Linked DNA regions of Homo sapiens: all the other regions are linked to region 3. A link is a loop called in an ENCODE intact Hi-C map of the cell type or tissue named here. Cell type or tissue: CD4-positive, alpha-beta T cell. All regions are shown on one strand. Region 1 overlaps DNAJC11 (DnaJ heat shock protein family (Hsp40) member C11). Region 2 overlaps PLEKHG5 (pleckstrin homology and RhoGEF domain containing G5). Region 3 holds the start of HES2 (hes family bHLH transcription factor 2).

Region 1 (8,000 bases), 220 kb after region 3:
CCTCATAAGCAGGAGGGGGCCTGGTGTGTGCCAGGAATAGCTCCAGGGGGTCAGGATGGCTGGGGTTGGGGTAGAGAGGAGTACTACATCACGGAGGGCATTGTAGGCTCCAAAGTCTCTGAAGGGCTTTGGCCTCCGACTGGAATTGAGGGAACCTCTGAGGTTTTAGGCAGAAGACAGACGTGAACTGCCTTCAATTTTAAAAAGGACTCTCCTACGGAAAGCAGACACACAAGGAGGGAGACAGGTTCCGTGGGGAGGGTGCTGTGTAACTAAGACAAAGATGCTGGCCGCAGTGAGGTTGAGAAATGGCGAGACTGGGGATACAATTTTGGAGTACATGTTCAGGAGATGATTTTGAGATATGTATGATTTGGAGTGTGGGAGAGAAAGAGATCGAGGCTGACTCCAAGGTTTTTGGACAGAGCAAGTAGAAGGCCAGAGCTCTCATTTACTGAGATAGGAAAGGAGGCTGGGCGCTGTGGCTCACACCTGTAATCCTAACACTTTAGGAGGCCGAAGCGGGAGAACTACTTGAAGCCAGGAGTTCAAAACCAACCTGGGCAACCAAGTGAGACCCTGTCTCTATAAAAATAAAATAAAAAAAGAGAGAGAGATGGGAAAGACTTCGGGCAGAGCAGGTTCTGAAGGTTCTTCGTTTCTGGGGGCACAGGGAGGGATCGAGTTCTGTTTGGATACGTGACATCTGAGATGCTGTTAGGTATCCAAGTAGAGATTAGGAAGAGAAAGCTGGACAAATATATGAGCTGGAGATTGAGGGGGTGGTCCAAGCTGGCACTTGCAACGTGAGTCCTCAGGGCATGAGAGCCATGAGGCTGGACATGACTGCTTGGGAGTGAGTCGAGAGAGAAGGGCTGTGCCCTGCAGTGGTGCCTCCATTTAGGGGTTTGGGAGACAGCAGCCATCTGGTACGGAAAGCCAGAGCAGGGCGTGGTATCCTGGAAACTCAGGGCAGAGAGGCTGTAAGGGCAGGAGGGAACGGCCACCGCGACAGCAGGTGCAGAGACCAAATGAGATGAAGAAGAATCACCCTCTGATCTGCCACAGGAGGGAGGGTGCCCCACTGATGAGGTGAGAAAGGCTGATTCTGGAGAGGGCTGGTTTTGCTGGAGAGGCCTGACTGGAGCACGTTTAGAAAGAAAGAAGACGGATGCAAGCGAAAACAGACATTTTTTTTTTTTTTTTTGAGTGGAGTCTCGCTCTGATGCCCAGGCTGGAGTGCAGTGGCGCCATCTCGACTCACTGCAAGCTCTGCCTCCCGGGTTCACACCATTCTCCTGCCTCAGCCTCCCAAGTAGCAGAGACTACAGGCGCCCGCCACCACGCCCGGTTAATTTTTTGTATTTTTAGTAGAGACGGGGTTTCACCGTGTTAGCCAGGATGGTCTCAATCTCCTGACCTCGTGATCTGCCCGCCTTGGCCTCCCAAAGTGCTGGGATTACAGGTGTGAGCCACAGTGCCCGGCCAAAACCAGACAACTCTTTTGAGGAACTAAGGAGAGGACAGTGACTAGACTCAGGTGGAGCAAGGGTATGTGTGCCAATGGAAACCCCTGGTGAGAGGGATGAACCGATATGGCAGCTGCTACTGGAGATGCTGTGCCCGGGGGATAGCTGCCAGGCCAGTGACTCCAGGAGGACTGGGCTGCTAGGATGCATCCTGTGACATCAGGCGAGGCTGCTGGAGCTCAGACGTACACCTCACTCACTCGGTGTTGGAACTATGCACTGCTTGACATTTGCTTACTCAGCAAAGACACAAGCAACTGTATTTTTTTTTTGAGATGGAGTCTCACTCTGTCACCCGGGCTGGAGTGCAATGGAGCGATCCTGGCTCACTGCAAGCTCCGCCTCCTGGGTTCAAGCGATTCTCCTGCCTCAGCCTCCCGAGTACCTGGGACTACAGGCACCCGCCACCACCCCTGGCTAATTTTTTGTATTTTTAGTAGAGATGGGGTTTCACCATGTTAGCCAGGATGGTCTCGATCTCCTGACCTCGTGATCCACGGCACCTGGCTGAATTTTTTTTTTTATATTTTTTGAGACGGAGTCTCACTGTCCTCCAGGCTGGAGTGCAGTGGCACGATCTCCATCTCAGCTCACTGCAACCTCCGCCTTCGGGTTCAAGCAATTCTCCTGCCTCGGCCTCCCAAATAGCTGGGATTATAGGCGTGTGCCACCACGTCTGGCTAATTTTTGTATTTTCAGTAGAGATGGGGTTTCACCACGTTGGCCAGGCTGGTCTCAAACTCCTGACCTCAGGCGATCCGGCCGCCTTGGCCTCCTAAAGTGCTGGGATTACAGGCATAAGCCACTGCACCTAGCCAAGCAACTGTGTCTTTAAGAACAAAATTACAATGCAAAGGCTATTTCAGCCTTAACTTGGGTAAAGCCTGGTTGAGTGAAGGTGACAGGCATTCCTTGACCCGAAAGGCCTAAGTTCAACTTACTTGACTTTGAGAGAAACACCCTGTGGAACTCCAACGCTGACAGCTGCACCCAAAACGCTGTGCCTGGAGATCTTCCTCTCAGCTCCGTACTCCACCACCGTCCCAAAGAAGCCTGCTCTGCAGGGAGAGAACGCGGTCTGTGCCTGTGCCCCTCATTCATCACTTCAGGGGCAGCTGTCATTTGAGAAGAGGCCAGGTACCTTCCCTTCCCTCCCTCCAGCCTCCTCGACCCCCAGGGAGCAGATTCATGACAGAAGAAAGTTGGGACACCCATGGTCTAGTTCTTCCACAACACTCTCTAAGCTCCTCAAGGGCTGGGACTGTAGTGTTAAATCCCCCACAGCCTCAAAATAGGAAGCTCTCCAAAAATGTCACACACACGTAGATATTCACACGAGCAAGGTGTCTTACACCAACTGGTTCCACTGTGAAGACCCGCATGCAGTACCAGTGTGCTTCCATTTTAGCCAGGCCAGGACTTACTTGAGGGATCCTTTCACACGAGTCTGATCGTCATCTTGGAATTTGTGCTGATAGCTGATCAGTGCAAAGGAGTGAGGGATTCCCAGCTGGGGAGACAGAGGGTGCAAGGATGCGTGGCTAGGGCGTGTGACTCTGTGGGGAGATGGGTATCTGCCCTCCCACTAGCTCTGGGCATCTGCTGCACACAGGCCTTTAAGGCAGGGGTCACGGTCTGGCAGCCGCAGTGAGTGCACCATGATTTATTAGCAGCCAGTAATTAAAAAGTGGGAGACTTCACTGAAAACCCAGTTTTCTAGCTTCTCACAAGAAATAAAAAACTCTGGTGACACTGAGCCTATGCTCCTAGGTGGCAGCGGCTGGTGAGAGCCAAGGAGCAGTGGCCCGTGTGGGGCTTCTCATGTACCAGCCCTGGTGTGGCCACAGGGGCGTCCGAGGGCATGATTCTGCTATGGGGCTTCATCTGCCCGCCCCCAATTCCGTGGGTGGCTCCCACCAGACATTAAGATGTTGTTCTGCTTTAAGATGATCCAACAAAGCTGCCCCAGGCGCCTGAAGGCAACTGCATTTCATACTCGAAGGTTCCACCAGGTCACTCGAGTGTGAGCACCGAGAGCCTGCCCCTCAGGGCCCTGTATGGGCTTAGACTTAGTGGTGATCAGGACGCAGGATTTAAGGGGAGCACTGAGTGCTTGGGAGGAGGGGTCCTCCCAGAGCTCTGTCTGCAGGAGATGATGGCTGCTCGGCTCACCTGCAGGGCCACAGTGAAGTGGCTGGTTTTAGTGTCTCGGACGATGCTAGTGTTCATGGCTGACTGGATACCCCATCGCCACTGCAGGTAGCCCACGGTGTTCTTGTCTAGGTTCCGAGCTAGGACAGTGGTCAGGCCGGGTCGGATTCCACGGGATGAAAACTGCAGAGCACAGTTTGTTGTCACAAAGCTGGAGAGACACAGAGACAGAATAGGTCCTGGATAGCACCTGCTCTCAGCTGTTCTGTTACTTCCTCTCTGCCTGGCTAAGACCTCACTTACTGTCACGTCTATGCATCCCTGGGCCAGCTCCCAGTAAAAAAAAAAGCAGGAGGTCAGGCCTCTATCCACACAGAGGGGGAGGGTCCTAGCCAGAATCTTCCTAGTAACCTCCCGACTCCCCTCAGCCGCCCTAACTTTAGCTACAACCAAATAGGCACCTGACTGTCTGCATTCCTATGCCAGCAGATGCAACCCCACTCAAGTTAGAATGGATGGGGGCCGAGGAGTGCAAGTCAGAATCACCAACGGAGGGTCTCATATTAAGCAGTCCAAGACAGTGGTGCTCATACTGCACGCTGGAATCACCTGGCTCATCCACAAATCACGGCTGGTGGCTTCTTCGCCGGCATGCTGATTCCTTCAGTGTGGGCTTGGAGTGCTAAGTGTCCCAATGATTCCAATGTGCAGTAGAGTTTGAGAATCACTTACCTAGAGGACACCCCAGACCTATGGAACCAGAATTTCTGGGTGGAGGCATCAGTATATTTTTGGAGCTGCTGTGTGATTTCTGATGTACTAGTGACCACAGCTGGGTACTAGTGACAGAAACTACAGGCAAAGCGAGCACAGGAAACCGGTTCCCGAAAAGAGCCTCTGCAGTTTCTTTCCAAGGGAGTCCAGCCCCATCTTCTGGTTGAAAAGAGGTATTTCATTTTACTAACAGAAATTCACACTTCATTCAAGGTGCTGAAGGGTAAACTAACAGCTGGTTTCTTTAATAAAGAGCTCCACATCAATTGCCTAAGTTTCTTTCTCTCCTTTCTAAGCTCTGGAGGTGATGTTTATGCCATTAAAATAACAGTAGGCAGGCTCATTGGCTCACACCTGTAACCCCAGCACTTTGGGAGGCTGAGGAGGCAAATTGCTTCACCCCAGGAGTTCAAGGACAGCCTGGACAACATGACAAAACCCCCATCTCTACAAAAAAGACACAAAATTAGCCAGGTGTAGCGGCACGCCCTGTAGTCTCAGCGACTGAGGAGGAAGGAGCACTTGAGCCTGGACAGGTCTTTTTTTTTTTTTTTTTTTTTTGACGGAGTTTCGCTCGTCCAGGCTGGAGTGCAGTAGCGTGATCTTCTCAGCTCACTGCAACCTCCGCCTCCTGGATTCAAGTGATTCTCCTGCCTCAGCTTCCTGGGTAGCTGGGACTACAGGCGCCCACCACCATGTCCGGTTAATATTTTGTATTTTTAGTAGAGATGGGGTTTCACCATGTTGGCCAGACTGGTCTCGAATTCCTGCCCCCAGGTGATCCACCTGCCTCAGCCTCCCAAAGTGCTGGGATTATAGGCACGAGCCACTGTGCCCAGCCAACAGGTCGATATTTTTGATTTAAGATGGCTTATTCGGCCGTAACTCCATCGTAAATCAAGGAACATCTGCAACTTGATCCAAGGATTAGAGGACCGTGGTTAGCAGACATCCATAACTAACCTGGCCACTATATATTAAGAAACTGGGCTAGTAGGCCGGGCGCGGTGGCTCACGCCTGTAATCCCAGCACTTTGGGAAGCCGAGGTGGGTGGATCACAAGGTCAAGTGATTGAGACCATCCTGGCCAACATGGTGAAACCCCGTCTCTAGTAAAAATACAAAAATTAGCTAGGCGTGGTGGCATGTGCCTGTAGTTCCAGTTACTTGGGAGGCTGAGGCAGAATAGCTTGAACCTGGGAGGTGGAGGTTGCAGTGAGCCAAGACTGCGCCACTGCACTCCAGCCTGGTGACAGAGCAAGACTCCGTCTCAAACACAAAACAAAACAAACAAAAAAAAGAAGCTGGCATCCTTGGTCACACATCACCCCCTTGTTTATAAATCAGTTGTCCTTCCGTTTAAATCTGCTCAAGTCTAATAAGCTCTGAGTAGTAAAACTAAATTCAATTTCCAAACCTGTAAATGCTGATGATCAGTCCACCCCAAACTCTTGGTGACCACTCAATGAATAGACACTGAGGCTCAACCAGAACAAAACGGCCAAAAGATTTTGCTTAATGAAGTGTCTCCCAAGCTTGTGTGACCTTAAGAATCACCTGGGGCGCTTGAAACACCTAGATTCCCAGTCCCCTCCCTCATAAGACCCAAAGCAGCTTTTTTTCTTTTTTTTGAGACAGAGTCTCGGCTCTGTCGCCCAGGCTGGAGTGCAGTGGCACGATCTTGGCTCACTGCAACCTCTGCCTCCCGGGTTCAGGCAATTCTCCTGCCTCAGCCTCCCAAGTAGCTGGAATTACAGGTGCCCACCACCACGCCTGGCTAATTTTTGTATTTTTAGTAGAGACAGGGTTTCACCATGTTGGCCAGGCTTGTCTTGAACTCCTGACCTCAGGCGACCCGCCTGCCTTGGCCTCCCAAAGTGTTGGGATTACAGGCATGAGCCACCGCACCTGACCAGCATTTCTTTTTTCTTTTGAGAGAGGGTCTTGCTCTGTCACCTAGGCTGAAGTGCAGTGGTGTCATCATGGCTCACTGCAGCCTCGACCTCCTGGCCTCAAGCGATCCTCCCACCTCAGCATCCCAAGTAGCTGGGATTACAGGTGTGTGCTACCACACCTGGTTAATTTTTATATTTTTTGTAGAGTCAAGGTTTTGCCATGTTGCCTAGGCTGGTCTCAAACTCCTGAGCTCAAGTGATCGTCTCACCTGGCCTCCTAAAGTGCTGGGATTACAAGCATGAGCCACCACACCCTGCCCCCGAGGCGGCTTTTAACCAGCATCTGGGGTGACCAATCTAAGTAGACAGGGTCAGGACAACACTGATGTGTATACAGATGCTGTTTCCCTGCTGTTCTCTTCTAAGTATGAATCCCGGTCCCCTTTGCAGACCCAGTAGGTGAATCCAATTACGTAGAGCAGGGGACTGTGGAGCTGTGTTGTGAGCAGCACCCAGGTGATGCCCCATGGCAGCATGTCCCACATTCCTTCCATCTTTTAAAAAAAATTTTTCTCGGTGGCAGTCTTGCTCTGTCGCCTAGGCTGGGGTACAGTGGTGCAATCTCAGCTCATTGCAGCCTCAACCTCCCGGGTTCAAGCAATCCTCCCACCTTGGCCTCCCAAAGCCCTGGGATTGCAGGTGTGAGTCACATCGGCTCCTTTTCCTCTTCTTGTGTCTGGAAGCACTGCTTTTTTTTTTTTGAGACAGAGTCGCCCAGGCTGGAGTGCAGTGGCGCGATCTCGGCTCACTGCAAGCTCCGCCTCCTGGGTTCACGCCATTCTCCTGCCTCAGCCTCCCGAGTAGCTGGGACTAAAGGCGCCCGCCACCGCTCCCGGCTAATTCTTTGCATTTTTAGTAGAGACAGAGTTTCACCGTGTTAGCCAGGATGGTCTCGATCTCCTGATCTCGTGATCCACCCGCCTCGGCCTCCTAAAGTGCTGGGATTAGAGGCATGAGCCACCGTGCTCAGCCAGGAAGCACTGCTTTGGTGCCTAAGCGGCCTCCGCCTGCCCCACAGGCCACGTCCTCCTGTTTCGCAGGCTCTCTCCCAACTTCTCCTGCTCTCCCTACAACAGGCTGACCTGCAAGCCTGCCTGTGTTCTCTGCCCCATGCCCCACAGACAAACGACCAGACTAGTGGGCAGGGATTAGGTCAACCCCTGCAGAGCGTGGCAGGCACACAGATACATGTCTCATTGGAAGTGTAATAACTAACTTTTTTTTTTTTTTTGAGACAGTCTTGCTCTGCTGCTTAGGCTGGAGTACAGTGGTGTGATCTTGGATCATTGCAACCTCCGCCTCCTGGGTTCAAGAGATCCTCCCACCTCAGCCTCCCAAGTAGCTGGGACTACAGGCAAGCGCCACCATGCCTGGTTAATTTTTATATTTTTAGTAGAGGGGGTTTCGCCATGTTGGCCAGGCTGGTCTCGAACTCCTGTACATGTTTGTACATGTTTGTACAGCCTACAATACATGTTTGATAAGAAAGTTATTCATGCCACTGTGCCTGGGCACAGTGGCTCACACCTGTAATGCCAGCACTTTGGGAGGCCAAGGTGGGAGGATCACCTGAGGTCAGGAGTTAAGAGAC
Region 2 (8,000 bases), 53 kb after region 3:
GAGCCGAAATCCCTACACTGCCAGCTCACTCTGTCCCGTCCAGGGCGTGGCCTGCTGGGCACCCAGCACACAGCAAGTGTTGGGAAACAGCCACTGAACGAAAGTGAAAGAATGAGGCCTCACCTGTGCTAATTCAGCTGAACCTGACAAACCTGCCCGAAGCCCCCTCCCAGGTTCCTCTAGGAGGCACCTCCTCCCTGGGCGCAGCCCTTGTCTGACTTTCCTGCCCCCACCTCATTGCCAGGCACCTGCTCCTTCTGCAAAGGCTCAGACTCAGCTGAGGGCTGTCAGAAAGAGGGGGGCAGGGTGGCCACGGGGACCAGCGCAGCCCCTACTCACGTTGATGATCACCCGCAGTTTCCTGATGTAGGAGGCCTCCGTGTGCAGCAGCTCCCACACCGCCTCCTGCTGGTGGCACTGCCGCCGGGTCAGCTTCTAGAGGGAGGGCAGGATGGGTCATTCACGAGGCCTGGAGCACCTTAGGGTGGCCGGGGAGGATAAGCAACCTGCATGCAACTCTCATTTTCCCAATGGGGACATGGAGGTCCCAAGAGGAGCAGGGTCACCCTTGACACCACATGAGTAATCACAGTTAAGACACCCAAGATCTGGGCCCTCCTCTGCCATTAAAACAGCCAAGCAGCACACCATTTTCATCTAGCCTCAGTGTCTCCAAAGTGGGCTAATGGTAACAGTGGCCTCTTTGGGGCGTCCCATGGAACATCTGATCACTGGGTCCTCCCGAGGGCTGTCCTCCTTTCGGGACAAGGAGGGAGCAGCACTGTGGCCCGCACTCACCTCATGCCCATCAATGAGCTCCCGCCAGCTGTCCTCCAGCCTCAGGCAGGCATTGTCCTCATCCTCGTCTTCATCGTACTCCTCCTCCCAGGAGTCATGGTCGAAGCGCAGCCCCCGGGGCAGCCTGGGCAGCCCGAAGAGGCTGTAGGTGTGCAGCTTGCCCTCCAGCTGCTCCATCTTGTCTACCTCCTGGAAAGATACCCTGGTCAGGGTCAGGGGTCATGGCCAGCCAGCTGCCTGACCCTGGGCAGATGGGGCCACATACCCGGCCAAAGGCGCTGGTGCTGGGGCCGGAGCTGAAAAAGCCGCTGAAGCGACTGGCCGCCCGGTTCTTCCAGCTGTCGCCAGTGTTGGTGCTGCCACTGCTGCCGCTGGGCAGAGAGCAGCTGGAGGGCGTGGGGGGCTCCTGCCCGGGGATGCTCGCCTCCCCCAGGAACTCCGACATGTTCTTGCGGCGGCGGCCAGGGGCCTGGTCAGGGAAGGGTGGTCAGGGCCGGGACCCCCTGCCAGCCCCCATGGCCCCACCCCAGGGCGGGTTTCCAGGGCCTCAGGCCAGCCTGGGATGGAGGAGGGTCTCTGCATCTCTACCCTGGGGTGTCCCCTCTCCTGGGACCCAGACATATCTGGAGACTGGAAGGTCCAGACACAGATACGCCCAGACTATCATCCCCCAGTCCCCCAGCTTCAAGCATGAAGCACAGAGTTACACACTCAGATGCACTCTGGAACACAGCTCTGGGTGGTCTGTAGCCCCAGGTACAAGTGCTCTCACACACACATGCACACACAGGTTCCCTGACCCCTGGCACTAGAAGAGTCTCAGATACAAGCCCTCACCTTGGGCTATGGCTAGATCCAGAGAGAGAGGGTCCCCTACTCTCCCAGCCAACCCCATTTTCCAGAAGGGACAATTAAAACCCCAAGATGGGGCAGTGAGAGACCCAGGGTGACTGCCTCTGAGGAGGGGCTGTGGGCCCAGCCTGGGCCCCTTCCCACCCCCTCCCCTGACACACCCCCTCCTCCTCACCAAGATGTCCAGGCTCTCCCGGCGGCTCTGGGCGTCCACACGCTCCAGGGCGGGGGGCCCGGTCCCAGCTGGCCGCAGAATCGGCAAACTCAGGGACTTGGAGTCCTTCATGCCCTGCTCCACCTTGCCCTCATCTCCAGGCTTGGCTGGGGCTGCATGTGGGGGCCACGAGAGATCCTCAGTACCCTGGTCTGGTGGAGGAGGGGGTCCCCGGTCCTCTCTCCCCGGAGGATCCACACCAAGGCCTGCCTGCCCTCCCCCGACAGCCCCGCCCTGCCAGCACCCTCCCCTCCCCCAGCAGCATCCAGCAGAGACACCTGTATGGTAATGAGGCTGCTCAGGCCCACGACCAATGGGAACCTGAGCCTGGGAAGGGCGCCCATCTCCAGGAGGCTCCGCCAGTCCCAGCGGCCCCATTTGGCCCAGGCTGCTTCTCACCTTTGACACGAAGGTAGTGTCCCCCGAACCTGTAGGCCTCGAAGGTGAGGGACAGGGGTGTGTTGGACTGGTCCAGGTAGATGTCCACTTTGCCCAGCGCAATGCCCTTCCTTTCAAATACAGGCAGCAGCACCTCCCTGCCCCCAGGACAGGAGGCATGTGTGTTAGAACCAGGCGGCCAGTCGCTTCAGCTTGGGCCCCGCCCCCACGAGCCCCCGCCCCACCCACAGCCCCAGCTGCCCCCACCTTCCCAACGGAAAAGGGAAGCCCGCATGGGATCACACGCAGGTCCACAGACACCTGCCCGCAGAGGTGCTCACACAGGCGCATCTGCATACCACGGCAGACCTGTCACACGCCTGCCCACACGCAGGCCTGGCTCCTGCATACATGATTAAAATGCACAAGTACACAGACCCCACCGCACTCCCTCACACTGGCGTGCACACCAGCACGGGTCTGCCCACGCAGGGATGCGCTCGCTCACGGGCCACCACACAGACACACACGTCACACCTGCAGAGACCCGGAGCCTGCAACATGGGGCCACCCCTACTCCCAGTCCCACTTCCACCCTGAGCCCCATCAAGCCCTACCCCAGTGACTTCTTCTTCATGGCTGGGACGATCTCTGTCTCAATGTCCACATTCAGGTCAAATTTCAGAGTGAAGCATTCCTTGCTTGGGTCCTGGGAGGATGGTGGGGGTGGGGGCTGTGAGCTTCTCCTCACCGCCCTCATTCCCGCCCTCCTCCCCACCCTCCTTCCCACCCTCCTTCCCAACCCTCCTCCCCACCCTCCTTCCCACCCTCCTTCCCAACCCTCCTCCCCACCCTCCCCACCCTCCGGTCTCGGATGGGAACCCCAGCAAGAAAGGGAACCCCAGCGATCTCCCAGACCTCTGCACCCTGGGATGCAGACCTCCCCACCCCCATCCCGGAGGAAGGCCCAGGCTCGGGGAAGGGCGCAGGCTGTAGGGAACCCGCATCTGCCGGCTCTGGGGGGCTCCTCACATCCGTGTGTCTCCTCCTTGCTTTCTTCTTGGAGAGTTTCAGGCCTGTGCTCTTCCGGTCCCTGCAGGGAAGCGAGGAGGGCAGAGGCTGGAGGTGTGGGTGGCCCTCGCCAGCGTGGGCGGCGAGTGGGCCTGTGGCCTCCCCGCCCTTGGCTCACCCCAGGTGACAGGTAACCCGCGTGGATTCAACCCGGCCAGGCCCGCATAGGGCTGTGCGCCCTCTGGTGGCCAACACGGGAGTCACATCGAACGGTACCTGGTCTGGTGTGGGCTAGGATCCCAAGCACCCTGGAGGCTGGCCCAGGCTGGGTGGCCTCTTCCCGGAGTCAGGACAGCCACAGGCGTGGGAAGAGGTCTGCCCATCAGCCTTACTTGAGGAAGGCGCCAGAGCATCTGGTCCTGAATGTCTGATCTGAGACCCAGCCGTGGGGCCCTCCAGGTATCTCTCTGCCCACTCATCCCTCACCTACCCTTTGCCATCCACAGAGCTCTCCTCCTCCTCCTCCTCCAAGTCCACTGCGGGGCTGGTGCGCGGCGGGCATGACCGGGTGGACACGTTCCGGGCCAGCACAGAGCCTTGGGAGAAAGCAGGAGAGGGTTGTGCCTCCCCCGCCCCTCCTTAGCCTGCAGCATGGCTGCCTCCAGAGGGACCACAGCCTGTTACCCTGGAACCCCCAGATTAAAGGTAGCAAGGGCCCTTCAGTTCTGTGAGGAGAGGGGCTCAGTCATTGTTTTTTGTTTTTGTTTTGAGATAGGGTCTCACTCTGTCACCCAGGCTGGAGTGCAGTGGCATGATCTCGGCTCACTGCAACCTCCACCTCCTGGGTTCAAGCAATTCTCATGCTTCAGCCTCTTGAGTAGCTGGGATTGCAGGCGTGTGCCACCACACCCGGCTCATTTTTTTGTATTTTTAGTAATGACAGGGTTTCAACATGTTGGCCAGGCTGTTCTCAAACTCCTGACCTGAAGTGATCCACCCACCTCAGCCTCCCAAAGGGCTGGGATTACAGGTGTGAGCCACCTTGCCTGGCCTTAGTCATTGCTGTCTATCCCCACAGACCCAAAAGGACACAAAGGCCCTGGGATGACACCCATGGTGAAGCTCCACCCCAAAAACAAACTCACCTGTGGCCTCAGTTTACCCTTCTATAAAATAAGGATAAGGAAGCCTTGCCTCTGAGGTTATTACAGGAAGGGACCAAAGTCCATGGCTCTTTCTTCCAGGCCTCCCCTCCCCCATGCTGTGACCACACCTGAATTCCCAAGGGGCCCTGGCAGTGGGAGAGAGTCTTTTGTTTGTTTATTGTTTTTTAAGACAGGGTCTTGCTCTGTCGCTCAGGCTGGAGTGCAGTGGCACGATCAGGGCTCACTGGAGCCTCCATTGTCGGGGTTCAAGCGATCCTTCCACCTCAGCCTCCGAGCAGCTGGGACCACAAGTGTGTGCCACCACACCTGGCTAATTTTTGTATTTTTTGTATTCCAGACATGAGCCACCGTGCCCAACCAGAAGAATCCTTTTGTTCCTCTGATCAGCTGGGAAAGGACTCGGGGGTTGGCATTTCTCACCAGGCCTGGGTGCCTGCGAGCCACTCCTCCATAGGCAGTTGATGGTGGGCCTGAGCTGGGTCCCTGCTCAGCAAGAGGAATTTCTTATTTCCTGCTCCAAGTGCCTCCTGACCTGGCCACCCCCACTCCACACTGCCTCTGCTAGGCCCACAGCCTGGCTTGCAGGACTTGTCCAGAAGTCCCCTGCCCTGAGGATAGGCAGAACTAGAAAGAAAGGGGCCTTCTCTGTGTGGGCCACAGGCCAGGGGCAAAAGCAGCTGGGGGAGGTGAGAACCAGTGAGAGCACAGCACCAGATAGAGAAAGGCCTGCCTCTGGAAGGGGCACGCTCATGGACTTTCTCTCTTGCTAAAAAACATTTGGAACAAAAGGAACCGTAACATACTCGGGTTTCATTATTTACAGTCGACTTGTCCTTATGACGCCCTAGCACGTTTCCGACAGTTACTGAAACACTGACACAGGAGCTCTGGGGGCCGAGCTGCGGCTCCCGCCTGTGCTCACCTTGTGGGGGAAGGTCGAAGCGGACATGCCCATCATAATGCATGGTGCTGTGGAACTTGCTGTCACAGGCCTCGCAGAGGTTGAGGGGCCCCCGGCGGTGCAGCTGCTGGCAGTCGGCGTGGTGACATACCTGGGGTGGGGACAGAAGCCTTCAGGAGGTCCACGAGATCCACCACATCCCTCGACCCCGGCCCAGCGCTGCAGGGACTTAGAATGAACTGCCCTCCATCTCTCGATCCAGGGTGAGGAGACGCCCCCCAGCAGTCCCCCCTCTCCCACATCATCAAGTTTCCCCTCTGCTGGATCATTTCCCCCACTGCCACACCAACACGTGGTTATTTCTCCATCTTTTTCTTTTTTTTCTTTTTCTGAGACAGAGTCTCATTCTGTCACCCAGACTGGAGTGCAATGGCTTGATCTCGGCTCACTGCAACCTCCGCCTCCTGGTTTCACGCAATTCTCCTGCCTCAGCCTCCCCAGTAGCTGGGATTACAGGCGCACACCACCATGCCCAGCTAATTTTTTTTTTGTATTTTTAGTAGAGACAGGGTTTCACTGTGTTGGCCAGACTGGTCTCGAATTCCTGACCTCGTGAACAGCCCGCCTGGGCCTCCCAAAGTGCTGGGATTACAGGCGTGAGCCACCGCGCCCGGCTTCTCCATCTTTTTTTTTCTTTCTTTCTTTGAGACAGGGAGTGCAGTGGCACAATCATGGCTCACTGCAGCCTTGACCTCCCAGACTCACGTGATCCTCGAGCCTCAGCCTCCCGAGTAGCTTGGACTAGAAGCACACACCACCATAGGCGAGTGTTTGTATTTTTTGTAGAGACGGGGTTTCACCATGTTGCCCAGGCTGGTCTCAAACTCCTGGCCTCAAGTGATCCGCCCACCTTGGTCTCCCAAAATGCTGGCATTACAGGCATGAGCTGCCACGCCCAGCCTTATTTCTCCATTTTACAGAGGCCTCACCTCACCCTCCAGCTACGGCTGACTTTCTTTCTTTCCCTTCACAGCTAAACTCTGTAAACAGGTATCAGTATTCACGACTTCCTAGTTCTCTCCTCCCACTCTCTTTATTTTTCCCAAGTTTTGTTTTAAAATATTTCTTTTCTTTTTATTTTTTTAAATTTTTCTGAGAAGGGGTCTCGCTCTGTTGCCCAGGCTGGAGTGCAATGGCACGATCTCAGCTCACTGCATCCTCCGCCTCCCGGGTTCAAGTGATTCTCCTGCCTCAGCCTCCCAAGTAGCTGAGATTACAGGCACAATCCACCACGCCCGACTAATTTTTGTATTTTTAGTAGAGACGGAGTTTCACCATGTTGGCCAGGTTGGTATTGAACTCCTGGTCTCAGGTGATCCGCCTGCCTCGGCCTCCCAAAGTGCTGGGATTACAGGCGTGAGCCACCGCGCCCAGACTTGTTTTAAAATATTTCAAACCTACCAAAAATTATAAGAATAGCACATGACATCCACATGCCCTCTGGACTCCCCAAGTTGATATCTACCACATCTGCTTCTCTCCCATTCTCTTCTCGGCACCCCCCTCCCCTGGGGCAGAAATCATGCTGCTGCCTAAGAACAAAGACAGTTTTCCTACAAAACCCCATAGAATTGTCGCACTTGGGAAACTGAACCTTGATATATAGTCTATATTGACATTTTCCCAAGTGTCTAAATAACGTTCTTACAGATATACTTCCTCATATAGGAACTAATCAAGTTTCACACGTGGCATTTGGTTATGTCTGTTTATCCTTTTTTTTTTTTTTTTTTTTTTGAGACGGAGTCTCGCTCTGTCGCCCAGGCTGGAGTGCAGTGGCGCGATCTCGACTCACTGCAAGCTCCGCCTCCTCGGTTCACACCATTCTCCTGCCTCAGCCTCCTGAGTAGCTGGGACTACAGGCGCCCGCCACCACGCCCGGCTAATTTTTTGTATTTTTGGTAGAGATGGGGTTTCACCGTGTTAGCCAGGATGGTCTCGATCTCCTGACCTCGTGATCCGCCCACCTCGGCCTCCCAAAGTGCTGGGATTACACGCGTGAGCCACCGTGCCCAGCCTTGTTTTTTGTGGTCTTTTATTACATTGACTTTTTTTTTTTCTTCAAGACAGGGTCTCGCTCTGTAGCCCAGGCTGGAGTAGTATGGCATGATCAGCTCACTGCAACCTCAACCTCCCGGACTCAAGTAATCCTCCTGCCTTAGCCTCCTTAGTAGCTGGGAATACTAGGTGCATGCCACTACGCCCAACTAACTTTTTTATTTTTAGTAGTGACAGATCTCACTATGTTGCCCAGGCTAGTCTTGAACTCCTGGGCTCAAGCAATCTGCCCGCCTTGACCTCCCAAAGAGCTGGGATTATAGGCATGAGCCACTGTGCCTGGCTGACCTTGACATTTTGGAAGTCTTCGAGCCAGCAGCCTCGCACAGAGCTCCTCAATGTGGATCTCCCTGGTGGTCCTCAGAAAGTTTCAAACTGAGCGTTCAGGCGGGGACACCACAGAGCTGTGTGTTCTTGCTATTTGCCTGTAATGCTGGATCCTCTGGGGACCTCTGTACCTTGTAGAGTCCCTTTTTCCCCTATAATTAATAAGTAATCTGTGGCATGGCACTTTGAGATGTCTTGTTCCCCAGTAATCTCACTCAATCAGTTGAGGTCAGGA
Region 3 (8,000 bases):
CGGCCCAGCAGCGGCAGGATGAGCCCCTTAAGCTGGCTCAGGCTCTGGTTGATGCGCGCGCGCCGGCGCTTCTCCAGCAGCGGCTTCAGGCTCTGCGGACGGGCGGCGCGGTGGTTAGACGGGTCCCCGGAGTCCCCAGCCCCGCCCCCAGTCCCCGGTACCCACCTTGCGCAGCTCCGCCGCGTCCCCTGCCCGGCGAGGCAGCCCCATGCTCCGCGGGGAAGCGGTGGCAGCTGCGAGCCCCACGCAAAGGGAAACCGAGGTCCGAAATGAGGTCCCGGGCGCGGCCCGGGCTGGTGCCAGACGAGTGCGCGCCCCGCCCGCGGCCGAGCTTTAAGGGAGCGGCTCGCCCGCCCCGCCCCGCCCCGCGGAGTCCGGCCGCCCGCTGGTCCCACCTCCTGCCTTTGTTCCTGCGCAGGGTGGAGCCGGGAGGGGAGACCGCGACGCCCCCGGGGATCCCGCTCCCCGCCTTTGCGTCCTGTCTACCGCGGGGTGGCGGCCCCCAGTTTTCCCCGAGCACCTGCGGGAGAGTGGTAAAGGCGCCATCGGGGGCCTTCGCTGCGTGACCCCGAGGGCAGGAGGGCCAGGTGGGGCCAGGCCTTGCCTGACTGGAGCTACGGTCCCTCCTCTCCAATGCTGCCCTTCATTCATTCCCCAGGCTCGGGTTCAGCGTCTTCTCTGAGCCCCGCCCTGGGCCGCAGCAGGGGACCCAGCGGTTACGGGAGCTCCCATGAGGGACAGCAGCGGGAGGGACTTGCACCCCCAGCTGCTTTATCGGGTGAAGGGCTGAGCTGGACGGGAAATCCGAGTTCCGGAGAAAGGTCGTGACTTGCTCCAGTCCTCGACGCTGGGAACAGGCCGAGCCTGGACAAGGGCCCCAGTCGCTGGACGCCCGGCTCTAAGGAGCCCGTAGAACCCTTCGGCGGCTTGCCTAGTTAAGAGTCTTTTGGTTACCCCACTCCAGGCTTTGGGTGGGGAAACGGAATCCTAGAGAAGCAGAGGCAGCCCTGGAGCCCTCGGAGCTCGTTTTCATTCCCACCGGCTAGGGGTCCGGGTTCTCGCCCGCAAGACAGTCAGGGCTCATGTGACGCGCGGGCAGGACAGTTTTGGGTGCGGGCCCCAGTGGCCCGCCCAGGACCGCCTTCGCGCCGCGTGGCCGTTGCTGCGGCAAACTGGCTGGCGTCCCCCGCCCATCTGCTCCGGGCTCCCCTCCCCCGACCGGCTGGCGGGGCAACGGCCACGCCCGCGAACCACACTGCGAACTGCCGGGCAGAGAGATGACTGGAGGGATCCACAGAGCCAGCCAGGAGGAGTTCCCCTATGGGGCGGGGCCAAGGAGGGCTCTGTCCAGGGTGTTGGATGAACCCCCTGTCCCCCGAACCCCACTTCCGAGCTCCACCCCTGCCGCTAGCCCCACGTCTCCCTCCTTCAGGGTTCTCGCCGCAGGGTGGAAGAAGGCCAGCGAACACACTGAGGGGCCCGGAGAAGCCTGGGCCAGGGGAGCCCAGGCCACCCATACCTATCTGTGGCATGGGAAGGAATGTAGGCCACCTTTCATGGACACTTACTGTGTGCCAAGCTCAGGGCTTAACGCTTTAAGGCTCGCTAACCTGCATTAACCCTCATAAAAGACCTAACAAGTAAGAATAAATCCTTCAACAGATTTGGCCCAGCAGGGCTTGGAGGAACCTGAGACCTTGTTCTCCGTGGTTGAGGCCAGTTTGACTCCATAGGCCTCCCCTAAGACAATTAATTGTTCTTTAAGAGCTCAAAAAACTCTGTGGATCTTTTCCCTCTCATCCCCAGGCCAAGCGACTTAGCTTGGCTGACTCAGGTCTGCACCCACAAGTCCGCCTGCAGCATCTGCATCTTGGGGAGGGACTGACCCTAGCTCCTGGGAGAAAAAGGCTGAAGGAGGAGGCTCCCCTTAGAACATCCCCCTCCAGGTTTGCGGACCACCATTTGAAGACTGAATGGCAGGGGAGCAAACACCATTTCCATTGCCAGTTACCCCCAGTTAAAAATATTTCTTCCTCTACTCTCCCATTGGGTAAAGGACTTTAACCAAGTAACCCACAGTTCTCTTCAACTCAAGGATTTTCAGGTTTTGCTGGTTACTTGGAAGGAGTGGTCTGGAATCAGAGGAACGTTAAAGACAGCTAGGTGGGCAAATGTCGGGTGCAGGCTTTAGGGGAACTGGGACCACCTAGGATACAGTAAGGATACACTCCACCCCTGGTCCCTATTCTTGGGAAGTGCCCTGGCCCTTGGGTTGAGGAGAAACCTGGGGTGGGCTGGGGTGAGCCCAGCAGAGGGGTGAGAGAAGCCCTCCTGGGGAGAGAATCCCTAAGCTGATAGCTGGAGGGTGGGAGACTCTAGGGGTGCTGTGGGCAGAAGGAACCTTGGGTGGAGAGGAAAGAAGAGCCCAGAAGGCTCAGCCAGGGAGTGAAAGCTTTGCCACTTCCCATCTGTGTCATCTCAGGCAAAATGCTTTAAAAAAACAAAACAAGGCTGGGCGTGGTGGCTCATGCCTGTAATCTCAGCACTTTGAGAGACCAAGGTGGGCAGATTACTTGAGGTCAGGAATTCGAGACCAGCCTGGCCAACATGATGAAACCCCATCTCTACTAAAAATACAAAAAATAAAAAAATTAGCTAGGCATGGTGGCGGGCAGACACCTGTAATCTCAGCTACTTGGGAGGCTGAGGCAAGAGAATCACTTGAACCTGGGAGGCAGAAGTTGCAGTGAGCCTAGATTATGCCATTGCAATCCAGCCTGGGTGACAAGAGTGAAACTCCATCTCAAAAAACAAACAAACAGGCCGGGCACAGTGGCTCACGCCTGTAATCCTAGCACTTCGGGAGGCCAAGGTGGGCAGATCACGAGGTCAGGAGATCGAGACCATCCTGGCTAACACAATGAAACCCCGTCTCTACTAAAAATACAAAAAATTAGCTGGGCGTGGTGGCAGGCACCTGTAGTCCCAGCTACTCGGGAGGCTGAGGCAGAAAAATGGCGTGAGCCTGGGAGGCGGAGCTTGCAGTGAGCTGAGATTGTGCCACTGCACTCCAGCCTGGGCGACAGAGCAAGACTTGTCTCAAAAAAAAAAAAAAGAAAAAAAGAAAAAAAACCCTCCCTATCTCTCCATGCCTCATTATCCCCGACTGTGAACTGGGAACAATAGTTGTACCTCTCTCATAGCACCTCTGGATTAAATATCCATGTGAAGCATGGTGAGCACTTGGTGGGTGGTACAGATTTCATAAAAGTGCTACTGCTGCCGTGAGCTCCCTAGGGCTGCTGGGGAGGACCCAATTGGCCCGGTGGACATGGGAGAGCCCGGAGAGGACAGAAGCCTGGCAGGAAGGGCCTGGCTCACAGCCTGAGTTTGAGTCATGTCCCGAAAGGAGTCTGAGAGGTTGGTCAGCAGGGGTGGGTGCTCACATGTGGCACTAATGGAGATGTCATTAACAACAGTGGCAGGGGCTCAGGGGCATCTGCTCAGCCCACTGGAATAGCAATAAAGCATCACCTAGCCCTGGCCCACAAAATCACAAAACCATGTGCTAGATGAGCTCGTCCATGACCAAGGTGGCCACCTTAGGAGTGGAGAACACAAATTGCAGGGCCTTTTGGAATGGAGGAGGCCCAGGGGAGGGGTGCCCAAGACAAGCCATTTTAGCACCTCCTCCCAACAGTACCCCTGCCACTTGCTGGCCTCACGGCACACCTGCCTCTGGGCACCCAGAGGAGGGCAGCGCCAGCCGCAGTGAGCCTGTTGCTTTGGCCACCAGCTCCAGCAGCGAGGCTGCGAGGAAATGACTCCTCCTTCCTTTTGTCTGCAAACCACTGGGCAAGCGTCCCAGATTCCAGCGGCCACAGGTCCCATGGAGAGAGTGAGGGCGATCTGGCCTGGTGGAAGTCGTTGGAAACCCACCTGGCTAGGCACAGCCCAGCAGCTCCAGTTACCTGGGCACCTGGGAGCGCGGGAGGCCATCACGCAGGTCGCCACTAGGTGGCAGGCCCAGGGAAAGGACCGGAGGCAGCTGCCGAGTTTAGCACTATGAGTTTAGCACTATGACTCCCACTGTTCCTGGAAGGGGCTTCCTTCATTCTACAGCATTTCCAGTGCTGACTGTGCCAGGCTGGGGCTGGGGCGGAGTGAAACCTTCAGCCCGGGGTGGGGCCAAGCCCCCACGGGACTCCAGAGGGGGTGGGTGTTGGGACAGGAAGGGCACAGGGTGCTTCAAGATCGCTGATAGGCCGCCTGCACTCCCACAGCCATGTAGCTCCCACCTTCTGTCAGCTTTTCCTCGCGTCCTTTGGGCACTAGCCGCTCCCACGGCTGGTGTTCAGTGGAGCCTGCAGGGTGGCTTGGCACACATTCGCTCTCCTGCCCGCGCCCTCTGGCACTTTCCTGAGCCCCTGCAGGGGTCTCAGCCCCCTCTCTCTGGATGCCGGCGCTCCCGCGTCTCCCCACAAGCCCTAACCTCCCACCCATCCCTGCCTTCTGTGTGGCTGGAAGCCCCTCCACACCGACAGCGGCTGCGGGCGGCCTGAGGCCATGGCGTTCCCAGCGCACTAGTGGTTCCCGTCCTGCCTTCCTGCCCTCCCCGCTGGAACCTCTGGGGGCAGTTCTCGGATCTGGAGGGACCCTGGAAGGCAGGGCTCTTTGCAATCTCCGGGGATTTCGACCCAGAGCCCTTCAGGGACGTGGCAGGGCTGCTCCTGCCTCAGGGCCGTTGTCCTCGTGCTCCTCACCCCGCCTGGAATACCCTTCTCGCCGCTCAAACCCAGCCCCACGGCACCTCCTCAGAGACCTTTCCCTGTCCGCCCACGCGGTCCCGACAATCACTCCCCATCACCTCTGGAATTGCGTCGCCGGCGCCTGGAACCGCAGTTAGCGGGCACTGGGCAGATGAATGAATTTGTCTGTGCCTGGACGGCTCTCCAATTCGAACCCAGTTTTGCTGCCCTCTGGGGTCTCAACTGTTACGTGAGGCAAATTAGGAGAGAAGCCCCTGGGCACCTTGCCCCAGTCGCACGAGTGTCCCCGCGTCGCGGCGGGGGCGGGCGGGGAACTCGGGCGGAGGCTGCGGGGCGGGGCGGGGCGGGGTGGGGGCGGGCCCGAGTCTTAAGCCGGCGTCCGCGGGCTCCGGCCCCAGAGCGCGGCGGAGCGGAGCGCCAGGCAGCGCGGAGCGGAGGCCAGGCCCACAGCCGCTCCGCCTCCCGGCCCGCAGATCCCCGACGGCCGCACCGCGGGCTCCTCTGGCCCGCAAGAACACGTGCATGGCGTCCTGGGGAAGGCGCTGAGTGCGGAGTCGCGGCGCCGCACGCGGCACCATGGCCCTGGAGCAGGCGCTGCAGGCGGCGCGGCAGGGCGAGCTGGACGTGCTGAGGTCGCTGCACGCCGCAGGCCTCCTGGGGCCCTCGCTGCGCGACCCGCTGGACGCGCTGCCCGTGCACCACGCGGCCCGCGCTGGGAAGCTGCACTGTCTGCGCTTCCTGGTGGAGGAAGCCGCCCTCCCCGCCGCGGCCCGCGCCCGCAACGGCGCCACACCGGCCCACGACGCCTCCGCCACCGGCCACCTCGCCTGCCTGCAGTGGCTGCTGTCGCAGGGCGGCTGCAGAGTGCAGGTGGGTCCGCGCGGTTCGCCAGGGGCACTGAGGCTTCCTCCTCAGGACAGAGTCCTGGCCCAGAGTCCCCCGGGGCTCAAGGATGGGTGGGGTTTGGCACCTCCTGGCCCAGCTGAACCCTGCACGGAGCTCCTTCCAGAGGCCCTCAAGTGAATGGGCTCCCTGGCTTGCCAGTACTGGGGCAGATGCCCTGGCGAGCCTGGGTGCTCCCTGGAAGCGCACCTGGGTGATGGGAGCCAGAAGGGAGGGGCCTCCGTGGGGCTTGTGGTTACTAGTGTGTACCGGGAGAAGCAAAGCACTGATCCTGTAGTCCTGGAAGTGGGTGGGACGTGAGGCCTGGGCAGCAGAGTCAGACGCCCGTGTCCTCCAGGACCGGATCTGAAAGGAGGCTGGGCAAAGTCCCACAGCCCACCCGAGGCTGAGATTCAGGTGTCCCAGCCAGGGTGTGGGGGAAGGGTGATGAGCCGTGGTAAATGGGGGTCTCCCCATAACCCAGGCTGACCCCAGGACATCAGTGCTGTCAAGCTGTCAGCTGCTTCTCCAACCCAGGCTGATTCTTGCTGCCTCCAGACCCCACCTGGTCACTCTGAGCAGTGACCTCCAAGGGGAGTCCTGGCTGCTGAGAAGCAGGTAGCCAGGCAGCGGTGGGACAGTTCCAGGCACAGGGAACAAGAAGTGCAGAGCCCTGAGGCATGCACGCTCTTGTCCTGTCGGAGGGCCAGCCTCAGGCATCATGTTCAGAGTGGGTGAGGAAGGGAAAAGCTGCCAGGGCCAGGCCAGAGAGTATCATAGGCCGAGGTTAGGGATTTGGATGAAATTCTGGGTGTGGGGGCAGCCATGGGAGGGAGGAACCACAACCGATTTCCACTTAGACCACTGGGTGACCTGGAGATGGAAGGGGAGGAGTCAGGGTAACTCTAAACTGGCTTACTATGCCCCAAAGATGGCCAGGCCAACCCCACCTTCTGCCTTCAGATAGCAAGCCCCTCTTCCCACCCTTCCTGGGAGATGGCCCACCTGCTATCTCTCAGTGGGCCCTGTTACCAGGGCTTCCTGGCCAAGTGGCCCATGCCCACTCTTTTGGGCGGTGGCATGCCTCCCAGATCCAGTGTCCAGCCCTGGCCAGAAGCCTCTCTGGCCAGTGCAGAGGAGCTGGGAGAAGCAGGTGGCCTTGGGCCCAGCTTATCGTCTCCTGCCCTCTGGGCTGGGCAGGCTTGGGTGTGGGGGGAGAAAGTGTGGGGGGGATGACCTGGATCCTTGGGCTTGCCCAGCCCAGAGAGATAAGCTGCTTTAGGGTGTGGTCCACCACGCACGAGGCTCCTGGGGCCTGGACACCTGGACAGCCTGGACAGGCACAGGCCAGAGCCCACAGGCCTGTGGCCCTCTCCTTACAGTTTCCACCACTTAGAGGCCCAGAGCCAGTGGGACCCCTGGAGCTTCAGACCCACAGTCCCCAAGGCCAATAGGAAGGGAGCGCCTTTCTCAGGAGCTGGGGCTTAGGTCACATTTCACCATGGTTCTGCCTGGGTGCCCGCTAGCCAGCCCCGACCTTTGGGCTCGGAGGGGACAGACTGAACCAGTCTCTGGCCCCCCCACTCCCAGCTTTCTAGCACACAGGAGGGGCCTCGGTGTTGTCCTCAGCTTCCTATGGGCCATCACATTCTCTGCCCCATCTTCCTCCCTGCCTCCTTAGCAGGACAGCCAGACAATTGCCCCCACCCCGCAGGCTGCCTGAAGACCCTACTAGTGGCCCCGGCGCCCCCAGCTCCCTCCGTGCCCTCTTTTCCTTGCATTTCTCACGGGAGCCTCAGAGGTTCTCTTCCCACCGTGATTTGACTTCCTGAGGCCTGGGGTCTCTTGCCAGCTCCTGCCGCCTCTGCCAGTCTGTAACCACAGTGCCCTCTCTCTGGGCAAGGCGGGGCAGAGAGGCTTTACTCCCTGATCCTAGTGAAGTGTGTCCACTGCATCCTGCACCCAGAACCCTGCCCACCCCTCTGTCATCCTATGTGCTTGGTGCTGGGAGGTGGTTCTGTTCCCGAACCAGTACCCACTCTGCCAAGTGCGGCAGCCTCTGTGTCTAGATGTTCCCGGGAATTCTCCTCCCAGCACAGGTCCTGTAAGCACTCCCCTCCAGCCCCTTTCTCAGCAGACACACACAATGGGGTGTGCACTGATGACACATTCAGCAGTTCTGGGCCCAGACCTCTGGCCCCACCTGCTCTGAGGTCCCCGGGGGGAGTTTTGTCCAAGCCCTCCCAGAGGCCACCACTAGCCTGCACCTAGCACCCCTGGCTGACTGCCCCGGACCCGCCCACCAGTACCCAGCAACTTCCACCTCCACAGGGGCGAGAACACAGGCTG

The links. A loop is a pair of places that touch in the nucleus more often than their neighbours do. Peaks named below come from ENCODE experiments on the same cell type or tissue, not always from the same donor. Only the 100,000 strongest peaks of a DNase experiment are listed, where the experiment ranks them.
Region 1: it touches region 3 in a loop (2.5-fold over the local background); 4 of 110 quality-filtered maps call a loop at or near these places.
Region 2: a loop joins it to region 3, with 8 times the contacts of the local background. A loop is called at or near these places in 10 of 110 quality-filtered maps.

The regions. Positions count from the first base shown.
Region 1 is chr1:6,642,088-6,650,087 of GRCh38, forward strand. It overlaps DNAJC11 (DnaJ heat shock protein family (Hsp40) member C11), which reads right to left. Exons shown (of 16, transcript NM_018198.4): 8 at 3,702-3,891; 9 at 2,954-3,039; 10 at 2,471-2,587. Among named protein-coding and RNA genes, the nearest start is that of THAP3, 21 kb to the left of the region's middle. RefSeq lists an enhancer at 4,026-4,525. In CD4-positive, alpha-beta T cell, a CTCF peak has its summit at 4,600 (motif pointing left); a DNase peak (open chromatin) is centred at 4,584.
Region 2 is chr1:6,472,188-6,480,187 of GRCh38, forward strand. It overlaps PLEKHG5 (pleckstrin homology and RhoGEF domain containing G5), which reads right to left. Exons shown (of 21, transcript NM_020631.6): 2 at 5,342-5,471; 3 at 3,744-3,849; 4 at 3,275-3,335; 5 at 2,860-2,951; 6 at 2,264-2,400; 7 at 1,826-1,977; 8 at 1,064-1,267; 9 at 799-987; 10 at 340-435. The coding sequence starts at 5,384. Among named protein-coding and RNA genes, the nearest start is that of TNFRSF25, 10 kb to the left of the region's middle. RefSeq lists enhancers at 2,177-2,698, 2,699-3,219, 4,576-5,775. In CD4-positive, alpha-beta T cell, CTCF peaks have their summits at 3,506 (motif pointing left) and 3,709; DNase peaks (open chromatin) are centred at 390 and 3,474.
Region 3 is chr1:6,419,611-6,427,610 of GRCh38, forward strand. It overlaps HES2 (hes family bHLH transcription factor 2), which reads right to left and starts at 309. Exons shown (of 4, transcript NM_019089.5): 1 at 166-309; 2 at 1-92. The coding sequence starts at 210. It overlaps ESPN (espin), which reads left to right and starts at 5,166. Exons shown (of 13, transcript NM_031475.3): 1 at 5,166-5,639. The coding sequence starts at 5,346. RefSeq lists enhancers at 3,881-4,495, 4,496-5,109 and silencers at 5,106-5,265, 5,296-5,345. In CD4-positive, alpha-beta T cell, CTCF peaks have their summits at 4,013 (motif pointing right) and 4,213; DNase peaks (open chromatin) are centred at 81, 1,231, 4,021, 5,311 and 1 weaker place; H3K4me3 peaks cover 1,693 bases; H3K27me3 peaks cover 4,835 bases.